Linked DNA regions of Homo sapiens: region 1 is linked to region 2. A link is a loop called in an ENCODE intact Hi-C map of the cell type or tissue named here. Cell type or tissue: Calu3. All regions are shown on one strand. Each heading gives the region's core, and the rest is flanking DNA. Links, peaks and the distances in the headings are about the cores only. Region 1 holds the start of PCDHB14 (protocadherin beta 14). Region 2 holds the start of PCDHGA9 (protocadherin gamma subfamily A, 9).

The links. Hi-C counts contacts between places; a loop is a spot of excess contacts. Peaks named below come from ENCODE experiments on the same cell type or tissue, not always from the same donor. Only the 100,000 strongest peaks of a DNase experiment are listed, where the experiment ranks them.
Region 1: it touches region 2 in a loop (4-fold over the local background); 8 of 110 quality-filtered maps call a loop at or near these places.

Annotation. Positions count from the first base shown.
Region 1 is chr5:141,220,808-141,226,193 of GRCh38, forward strand. PCDHB14 (protocadherin beta 14) reads left to right here and starts at 2,536. Exons shown (of 1, transcript NM_018934.4): 1 at 2,536-5,386. The coding sequence starts at 2,699. The coding sequence ends at 5,095. It also overlaps PCDHB@. In Calu3, for the core only: a CTCF peak has its summit at 2,449 (motif pointing right); a DNase peak (open chromatin) is centred at 2,494.
Region 2 is chr5:141,399,600-141,404,985 of GRCh38, forward strand. All of the region lies in intron 1 of PCDHGA1 (protocadherin gamma subfamily A, 1), which reads left to right. The region is part of intron 1 of PCDHGA2 (protocadherin gamma subfamily A, 2); the gene reads left to right. The region is part of intron 1 of PCDHGA3 (protocadherin gamma subfamily A, 3); the gene reads left to right. All of the region lies in intron 1 of PCDHGB1 (protocadherin gamma subfamily B, 1), which reads left to right. It also overlaps PCDHGA4, PCDHGB2, PCDHGA5, PCDHGB3, PCDHGA6 and PCDHGA7, and 5 more genes. In Calu3, for the core only: CTCF peaks have their summits at 3,138 and 3,342; DNase peaks (open chromatin) are centred at 3,162 and 3,502.

The DNA of each region.
Region 1 (5,386 bases), core at 123-5,122, 180 kb before region 2:
TTTCATCCTCACAGTCCTTCTGAAACCAAATTTTCTTTCAAGTAATTTCTTCAACATTCCCTATGGCAATATAATCTGCATGGCTGTAGCTGGGTCACTGTCACATCTGGGTTCTAGCTCGCTTGGAAGAAAGAGGCATATCCAGATGATTTCTGTTCTATAACTGGAAGGGGAAGACAGAAATTCTGCTCACAATCCATCTGTGAGAACTTAATTCACTTGGCCACACTCAAATACAAGGGAGGCTGGGATGGGCAATCTACCTTCATGGCCACATACCTGGGCACAGTTCTATTACTATAGAAGCAAAGGAAAACAGATTTTGTCAGACATCTATCAGAATCCTCCACAATGACCATCTTTTTAAGCCCACTGGATAATTGTCATACTTATTTTTCTTGATTTTTCTGAAGCATTTGCAGCCATTGATCTTCCTTATCTCCTTAAAATGCTATTTGCTTTTGATTTCATGATTTTGAACTCTGAGCCTTCTTTATCTTTTCAAATATACTTCTTGCCCTGTCTCCTCTAAATGAAGATGTTTCTCAGAGTTCTGTGCCAAGCCTCTTTTATACTTATTTGACACACTTTTGCTTGGTTATCCTAGAGCATTCATGGTGTGTATATATATATATATATATATATATATGGTGATTGAAACCATGAATGCTATATATATATATATGCTATATATATGCTCTCTGTATATATGCTATATATATGCTCTCTCTCTATATATATGCTATATATATGCTCTCTCTCTCTGTCTCTCTCTGTCTCTCTCTATATATATACATATATACACACCACAGTTCATATTGCCAGCTCAGATTTATTTCCTATGCTTTGGTTATATGCAAACACACACACACACACCCCACCACCACGCAAACACACATCCTACAGGCACTTACCTCAATATCAGCATGTTCAAAACTGAACACTTCATCTTTTTCCACCCCAATCATGTTTTTTTTTAGCATTCCCTGTCCTAGTGAATGACACCACTAGTCATCCAGATGCCCAGTCCAGAGGTGTGATATCATCTCTGAGTCTTTCCCATTTTTCTCCCCATGCAACCTATCAACCAACAGTTGAAAACATTTCATCTCCTCATACCTTTCTATTCATCCCTCTTCTCTCCATCCACACTGGCATTATCCTCATCCAGATCATCATCTCTTATCTGATCTCCTTGATTCTCCAGTCACTCCCCCTGAAATTAATTCTCCATACTGCAGCCAAACTGATTTTTTAAAATGCAGATGTAATCATGTTAATCAGATATTTAAAACCCATCTTTGTACTTGAATTACCTTTAGGATAAATTCAAGAATGCATGATATGACCTGTATAATGATTCATGTTCTCACCATGCTTTTAACCCTAATTTCATTGTTAGACCCTCCCCTTCCATAGTTTTTAAAGTCCAAGGCATACTTCATTTCTCTGTGTTCCTCAAAATGCCCATCTGAAATATTCCTCCTTCTCCTGGCTAGTTCCTTCAGATCACAATGTATTTTTCATTACCTCAGGAAAGCTTTCACTGATGTCCCAAGTCCGACTTTGATCTTAATTATTTTATTTTTGACAGACACTTAACCAGCACTTACAAACCACTTTGTAAATATTAATTCATTAGATGCCTACGATAATAATCATAGGAGACAAATATTATTACCCCATTTTACAGGTGAGGAAACAAAGGTATCTATAACTTGCCCAAGCTTATAGATAGTAAGTCACATAACCAGGATTCTAATATTGATAATTTGGTTCCAGATCCCATATTCCCAAGCACTAAGGTATGCAGCCTCCTAGGTACAAGAAGTCTTTTCTAGGTATTTCTATATTACTTTTTATAAATGCATACATTATGACATACTTCGTTTACTTGTCTGCCAATTTTTCTAGCTTGTGAGCTCTGTAAGAGCAAGAATTATCTCTAACTTATTTGTGCCATGTCCTTCTTTATATTTTTAAAATATAAAAGTGAAAAAAGTAATGATATTACCAACTATAGCTGACAACAAGTATTTACAAGAGTGAAGGAGATAATATATTTGTAATTACTCGAGAAATGACTTAAATAAAAAATTATTTCTTCAGTTCAGAATATTTTAACAGATCCTTTAGTGCCGAGCATTCAAAACAGTGATAATGCAGTGTATGGACTTTTCTGGATTCAAATTCAAACAAACCAACAGCAAAGGACATTTTGGAGAGAACTGGGGAAAACCAAATGCAGTATAAATTACACCAAGGAATTATTGCTCAAGTTGTTGATTGTGAACGTTTTATTACAATTATCTTTTAGAAGGCCTTACCTATTAAAAATACTTAGTGAAGTATTTAAAGGAAAAAAAATGATGTCTGGGATTTGTTTCGAATGTTCCGGATGTATTTATGAATTACTTTTTCAAAGAGGAAAACTTTTTTAATGAAAAAAAAAACATGGAGACACATGGTGGCGCTACAGGATAAGACGAAAACAGTACATAGGCTGGCACGGTGAGCTTCGCTATTCAGGAGAACAGAAAGCATCCAACCCACTGAAAAGACAGGCATTAAAGGAGCTTCGCCTACAGAGCTGCTGGAGGATACACTCTCCAGGGGGTTCCTGTTAAAAACCAGAGCTTCAGCTTCCAAAATTACGGCTGAGCTTCAGTTTTTCCACAAGAGATTGCCTAAAGGAACCATGGAGATCAGAGGGGCACTCGATCTGCGAAAAAGGCAAGTTCTAATATTCCTTGTTTTGCTGGGATTGTCTCGGGCAGGTACTGAATCTGCACACTATTCTGTGGCAGAGGAAACAGAAATTGGCTCTTTTGTGGCTAATCTAGCGAGGGACCTAGGGCTGGGGGTGGAGGAGCTGTCTTCACGTGAAGCCCGGGTAGTGTCTGATGATAATAAAAAGTATTTGCACCTTGATTTGCTGACTGGGAATTTGCTCCTAAATGAGAAACTAGACCGAGACGAGCTGTGTGGCTCCACCGAGCCCTGTGTGCTGCATTTTCAGGTGGTTTTGGAAAACCCTTTACAGTTTTTTCGGTTTGAGCTGTGTGTCAAAGACATAAATGATCACTCCCCTACATTTCTAGACAAGGAAATACTTATTAAAATATCAGAAGGTACCACTGTTGGAGCTACCTTTCTAATGGAGAGTGCTCAAGATTTGGATGTCGGAAGCAACAGTCTCCAAAACTACACAATTAGCCCCAATTCTCACTTCTACATTAAAATTCCCGACAGTAGTGACAGAAAGATATACCCAGAGCTGGTCCTAGATAGAGCTTTAGATTATGAACAGGAAGCTGAACTCAGATTAACACTCACAGCAGTGGATGGTGGATCCCCGCCCAAGTCTGGGACAACTTTGGTTCTCATCAAGGTGTTGGACATCAATGATAATGCCCCTGAGTTTCCTCAGAGTCTCTATGAGGTGCAAGTCCCCGAGGACAGACCCCTTGGCTCCTGGATTGCCACCATCTCAGCTAAGGATCTGGATGCAGGAAACTATGGAAAAATATCTTACACATTTTTCCATGCATCAGAAGATATTCGTAAAACATTTGAAATTAATCCAATATCTGGGGAAGTTAATTTGAGATCACCCCTGGATTTTGAAGTAATACAGTCCTACACTATAAATATTCAGGCAACAGATGGTGGGGGTCTTTCAGGAAAATGCACCCTTCTAGTTAAAGTTATGGATATAAACGACAACCCACCAGAAGTGACCATATCGTCGATTACAAAGAGAATTCCAGAGAATGCCTCAGAGACCCTAGTAGCTCTTTTTAGTATCCTAGACCAAGACTCTGGAGACAATGGGAGGATGATTTGCTCTATTCAAGATAACCTCCCTTTTTTCCTGAAACCGACCTTCAAGAACTTTTTCACTCTAGTTTCTGAAAAAGCACTGGACAGAGAGAGCCAAGCCGAGTACAACATCACGATCACCGTCACAGACTTGGGGACACCCAGGCTGAAAACCGAGTACAACATAACCGTGCTGCTCTCTGACGTCAATGACAACGCCCCCACCTTCACCCAAACCTCCTACACCCTGTTCGTCCGCGAGAACAACAGCCCCGCCCTGCACATCGGCAGCGTCAGCGCCACAGACAGAGACTCAGGCACCAACGCCCAGGTCAACTACTCGCTGCTGCCGCCCCAGGACCGGCACCTGCCCCTCGCCTCCTTGGTCTCCATCAACGCGGACAATGGCCACCTGTTTGCCCTCAGGTCGCTGGACTACGAGGCCCTACAGGAGTTCGAGTTTCGCGTGGGCGCCACAGACCGCGGGTCCCCGGCGTTGAGCAGCGAGGCGCTGGTGCGCGTGCTGGTGCTGGACGCCAACGACAACTCGCCCTTCGTGCTGTACCCGCTGCAGAACGGCTCCGCGCCCTGCACCGAGCTGGTGCCCCGGGCGGCCGAGCCGGGCTACCTGGTGACCAAGGTGGTGGCGGTGGACGGCGACTCGGGCCAGAACGCCTGGCTGTCGTACCAGCTGCTCAAGGCCACGGAGCCCGGGCTGTTCGGCGTGTGGGCGCACAATGGCGAGGTGCGCACCGCCAGGCTGCTGAGCGAGCGCGACGCGGCCAAGCACAGGCTGGTGGTGCTGGTCAAGGACAATGGCGAGCCTCCTCGCTCGGCCACCGCCACGCTGCACGTGCTCCTGGTGGACGGCTTCTCCCAGCCCTACCTGCCGCTCCCTGAGGCGGCCCCGGCCCAGGCCCAGGCCGACTCCCTCACCGTCTACCTGGTGGTGGCATTGGCCTCGGTGTCGTCGCTCTTCCTCTTCTCGGTGCTCCTGTTCGTGGCGGTGCGGCTGTGCAGGAGGAGCAGGGCGGCCTCGGTGGGTCGCTGCTCGGTGCCCGAGGGTCCCTTTCCAGGGCATCTGGTGGACGTGAGCGGCACCGGGACCCTGTCCCAGAGCTACCAATACGAGGTGTGTCTGACAGGAGGTTCCGGGACAAATGAGTTCAAATTTCTGAAGCCGATTATCCCCAATTTTCAAGTTCATGACACTGGTAGGAATATGGGGGAAATCGAGAACTTTCGAAATAGCTTTGGACTTAACATTCAATAAAACAATTTATTTTAAATGTCTAATTTTTGGTTATTCTTGGCAAGCTGATGGTACTTTTTGCATAATCTTTTGTGGATTCTTGGTTGTACTGTAGTTGCATGCATGATTATAGCTCTTGTTTTTCTCACAGTTTCTTTAAAAATCTTTATTAGTGGCTATAATGACGTGGAAATGTAATCTGTGTTTTCTGGTTTTTCATTTATTTGGCCAAAATGTTATATTAATGGAGTTATTGCTATTTTTGCTGTGATAATGGTATTATGCAAGACCATATTCTCAATTATTTGGATA
Region 2 (5,386 bases), core at 86-5,085:
CCTAGAGCCTCTGGCACTGGCCTCTTACGTGTCCATGAGCGCGCAAAGTGGGGTGGTGTTCGCGCAGCGCGCCTTTGACTACGAGCAGCTGCGCACCTTCGAACTCACACTACAGGCCCGCGACCAGGGCTCGCCTGCGCTCAGCGCAAACGTGAGCCTGCGCGTGTTGGTGGGCGACCGAAACGACAACGCACCGCGGGTGCTGTACCCCGCGCTGGGTCCCGACGGCTCTGCGCTCTTCGATATGGTGCCGCGCGCTGCAGAGCCCGGCTACCTGGTGACCAAGGTAGTGGCCGTGGACGCAGACTCAGGACACAACGCCTGGCTGTCCTACCACGTGCTGCAGGCTAGCGAGCCCGGGCTCTTCAGCCTGGGGCTGCGCACAGGAGAGGTGCGCACAGCGCGTGCCTTGGGCGACAGGGACGCGGCCCGCCAGCGCCTGCTGGTTGCTGTGCGTGATGGTGGACAGCCGCCACTCTCCGCCACCGCCACGCTGCACTTGGTCTTTGCTGACAGCTTGCAGGAGGTGCTGCCGGATATCACTGACCGCCCTGTACCCTCTGACCCCCAGGCTGAGCTGCAGTTTTACCTAGTGGTGGCCTTGGCCTTGATCTCAGTGCTCTTCCTCCTGGCCGTGATTCTGGCCGTTGCCTTGCGCCTGCGACGCTCCTCCAGCCCTGCCGCCTGGAGCTGCTTCCAACCTGGTCTCTGTGTCAAGTCTGGACCTGTGGTTCCCCCCAACTACAGTCAGGGGACTTTGCCTTATTCCTACAACCTATGTGTTGCACATACAGGAAAGACGGAGTTTAATTTCCTAAAATGTAGTGAGCAATTGAGTTCAGGACAAGACATACTTTGTGGTGATTCATCTGGGGCCTTATTTCCACTTTGTAATTCCAGCGAGTCGACTTCCCATCCTGAGTTGGTGAGTTTCATTTATGTCTATTCTTTTTCATTACCCACCCAATTTTCTGTATTTACATGAAACTATCGTACATTTTCAAGTCCAATGAGTTGTCTTAGGGAAGTCAGAGCTGCTCAGAAAGCTGTCCTACCATTCTTTAAGAGGAGCAGTAAATTGTGAGTTTTTATGTCGCATAAAAGAAGTAGCCTTATAGATTTACAAAGTAGTGAGAGTTTGCTCTTAGCTTCCTCTCTAGCAAAAACATTTGGTGCGTTTTTTTGTCCTCTTTCTCAAAGCTAATGAATTTTACCTATTCGTTGTCTCATTCTTTAACATGTTTATATTTTATTGTATGTAGATAAACCATTAAATTTAATGTATGTAATCATTTAATTCATCTTTTAAAGCAAAGAAACTGCTAGTAGATGTCTTTCTTCACTGATTTCACTGGTAGTTTTCATCTCTTTCTTATGTTCCTCATATATGCTTTCTTATTCCTACCTAATGGATTTATGATTTTTTGAATCTCCTAAAATTTTATTAAAAATACTATATGTTGGCTGGGTGCAGTGGCTCATGCCTGTAATCCCAGCACTTTGGGAGGCCGAGGCGGTTGGATCACATGGTCAGGAGTTCAAGACCAGCCTGGGCAATATGGTGAAAACCCGTCTCTACTAAAAATACAAAAATTAGCTGGGTGTGGTGGCGGGCGCCTGTAATCCCAGCTACTCAGGAGGCTAAGACAGGAGAATTGCTTGAACCTGGCAGGTGGAGGTTGCGGTGAGCCGAGATCACTCCATTGCATTCCAGCCTGGGCAACAAGAGCAAAACTCCATCTCAAAAAAAAGGAAGGAGAAGGAGAGGAAGAAGAAGAAAAATACTACATGTTATGTGTATGAGAGAGAAAGAGAGAGACTGATTCACTGAACTTAGAAGGTCCAAATCATCCAAATAATTTTCTAAGTTTATCCAGGTTTTCTTGGATGCAAAATCCTTTTCCACCTCTATATAATTACCAGAAGAAACTTACAAAAAAAAGGAAATGCTATTGCCTGAATTTCTCTTGCTCGGAATCCTGACATATTCTTGAAGAAGGGGAAAAAGACACCGGATTTGTCTTATCGTTTGGAGCTTTAAATATAAATGACTGGATGTTTTCTCAACATCCTTGTAGGATGGAAGGTGAATACAGGATTATTCCATTTTTAAGACAAAAACTACTAGTCTTGTGTACATACAAAGCTCCCATTACATGGTATAAGTCTTTTGCTTGGTTTCCCTTAGTATGTGATTCAGTAAATGGGTTCCTTACAAAGTGCTGAGATTTCTTATAATACCACTTACTTTTAACCTTTCAGTAGTTTTCTTTGTTGTATATTTTGTGTTCTTTTTCCCAAATTATTATATAAGTTTAAGTGATGCTTAGAATAATGTTTAAGACCACTTTAAAATTGCATAATTTATTGATGAAGGATTAAAATAGAAACTTGCTTTTCAGTGTATATGCATTTGAATCATTGAAACACAGTCTGTGCATGCATTACATATTCACATTAAAAAACTAAGCATTTTTGAAATAGCAGAAAAGTTTAAGCAATTACAAAAATGTGAAAATTTCCAACTTTAATCCTGTTAATATTTAGCAATATTAGGCGAGAACATCTGTAACTATTGCTGAATTAATATTACTTTTATAATACAAAAATTTAAAATAAACGTTTTTCCAGGAATTTTATCATCAAAATAAACCCCAGAAAATAATTTCAAAGTGGATAATCTATCCTTATATATGTATTAATACAATTATATATTTTACATTTACAAATATATAGGTATAAAAATTAAAAATGAATGTACTTCCAAACAAGATTGCACATAAAAATTACTTCAGAAAATTGTTAAGATACACAGAAAAAATTGAAGCATCATAAAAAGGAAATTATAATAGTTTACATATCTAGAAATAGAGTGCAAAGTTCTACCAAGAATAAGAATAAATTAATATTAAGCAATGGTTTGTGATTTTATAATACACTTACAGAAATTTTATTCCACTTTATTTACAACTCAGATATCTAAAAAATAGATTGCTTTTGAAATACAAATGCAAGAAACAATTGGAGAAATCTAAAATCATAATTAGAAGAGAGTAGTGTTTTCTTTATCAGCCATCTGATATAATGTTACACATCAGTGGGTGTAGTAACGGCTTAGGACTCTGAGCGCCGCTGTTGATCAACTCTAAGCGAAAATCAGGACTCCATCCGGATTTCCAGTTCTGCGGCTACACAAAACCCGGCAGATACCACAAACCTGCTCCCAGGCTGCAGCAAAACTCAGCCTCTTTCTTCTAAGGAAAAGATCACCATACTTTGCAGGGTGGAAGAAAGAACCTGATGAAGCAGCGCGCACAGAGATCCTTTTGAGAAAATTCCAAAGCGAGGCAGCAATGGCAGCTCCAACCAAATGCCAGCTCCGCGGAAGATTAGTCCTGCTATGCTCGCTCCTGGGGATGCTATGGGAGGCCAGGGCCAGTCAGATTCGCTACTCAGTGCCTGAAGAGACAGAAAAGGGCTATATTGTGGGCAACATCTCCAAGGACCTGGCTCTGGAGCCCCGGGAGCTGGCGGAGCGCCGAGTCCGCATCGTCTCTAGAGGTAGGACGCAGCTTTTCTCTCTGAACCCGCGCAGCGGCACCTTGGTCACCGCGGGTAGGATAGACCGGGAGGAGCTCTGTGCTCAGAGCCCGCGGTGTCTGGTGAACTTTAAAGTCCTGGTTGAAGACAGAGTGAAACTGTACGGAATAGAAATAGAAGTAACTGATATTAACGACAGCGCCCCAAAGTTCCAGGCCGAAAGTCTGGAAGTAAAAATTAACGAAATCGCGGTTCCTGGAGCACGTTATCCACTTCCAGAAGCTATTGATCCGGATGTTGGCGTGAACTCCCTCCAGAGCTACCAGCTCAGCCCCAATCACCACTTCTCCCTGAACGTGCAGACTGGAGACAATGGAGCCATAAACCCAGAGCTGGTGCTGGAGCGCGCCCTGGACAGGGAGGAGGCAACTGCCCACCACCTGGTCCTCACGGCCTCGGATGGCGGCGAGCCGCGTCGCTCCAGCACAGTGCGCATCCATGTGACAGTGTTGGATACAAATGATAATGCCCCGGTTTTTGCTCAACGGATTTACCGAGTTAAAGTCCTTGAGAACGTGCCCCCAGGCACCTGGCTGCTTACTGCAACAGCCAGCGACCTGGATGAGGGAATCAACGGAAAAGTGGCATACAAATTCTGGAAAATTAATGAAAAACAATCTCTGCTATTCCAGCTTAATGAAAATACTGGGGAAATATCAACAGCAAAAAGTCTAGATTATGAAGAATGTTCATTTTATGAAATGGAAATACAAGCTGAAGATGGTGGGGGATTGAAAGGGTGGACAAAAGTGCTCATTTCGGTGGAAGATGTAAATGACAATAGACCTGAAGTGACCATTACATCTCTGTTTAGCCCAGTGAGAGAAGACGCACCTCAGGGAACAGTAATTCTTCTTTTCAATGCTCATGACCGAGACTCCGGGAAGAATGGTCAAGTTGTCTGTTCTATCCAGGAGAATCTATCTTTTACATTAGAAAATTCAGAAGAAGATTATTACAGATTGTTGACGGCCCAAATTCTTGACCGAGAAAAAGCCTCAGAATATAATATCACGGTGACTGCAACAGACAGAGGAACTCCGCCCCTGTCCACAGAAATTCACATCACCCTGCAAGTGACTGACATCAATGATAATCCACCTGCTTTCTCTCAAGCCTCCTACTCAGTCTACCTCCCGGAAAACAACGCCAGAGGTACTTCCATCTTCTCCGTGATTGCCTATGACCCTGATAGCAATGAGAATTCTAGAGTTATTTACTCCTTGGCAGAGGATACCATCCAAGGGTCTCCTCTCTCCACCTATGTCTCTATTAACTCAGACACTGGTGTGCTGTATGCTCTGTGCTCCTTTGACTATGAGCAGTTTAGAGATTTGCAAATGCAGGTGACGGCAAGTGACAGTGGAAGCCCACCACTTAGCAGCAATGTGTCATTGAGACTGTTTGTTTTGGACCAGAATGACAATGCCCCAGAAATCCTGTACCCTGCCCTCCCCACTGATGGTTCTACTGGTGTGGAGCTGGCACCCCGCTCTGCAGAGCCTGGCTACCTGGTGACCAAGGTGGTGGCAGTGGACAGAGACTCAGGCCAGAATGCTTGGCTCTCCTACCGCCTATTCAAGGCCAGTGAGCCAGGGCTCTTCTCGGTGGGGCTGCACACAGGTGAAGTGCGCACAGCTCGGGCCCTGCTAGATAGAGATGCGCTCAAACAGAGCCTTGTGGTGGCTGTACAGGACCATGGCCAGCCCCCTCTCTCGGCCACTGTCACGCTCACAGTAGCCATAGCTGACAGCATCCCAGACATCCTGGCTGACCTGGGCAGTCT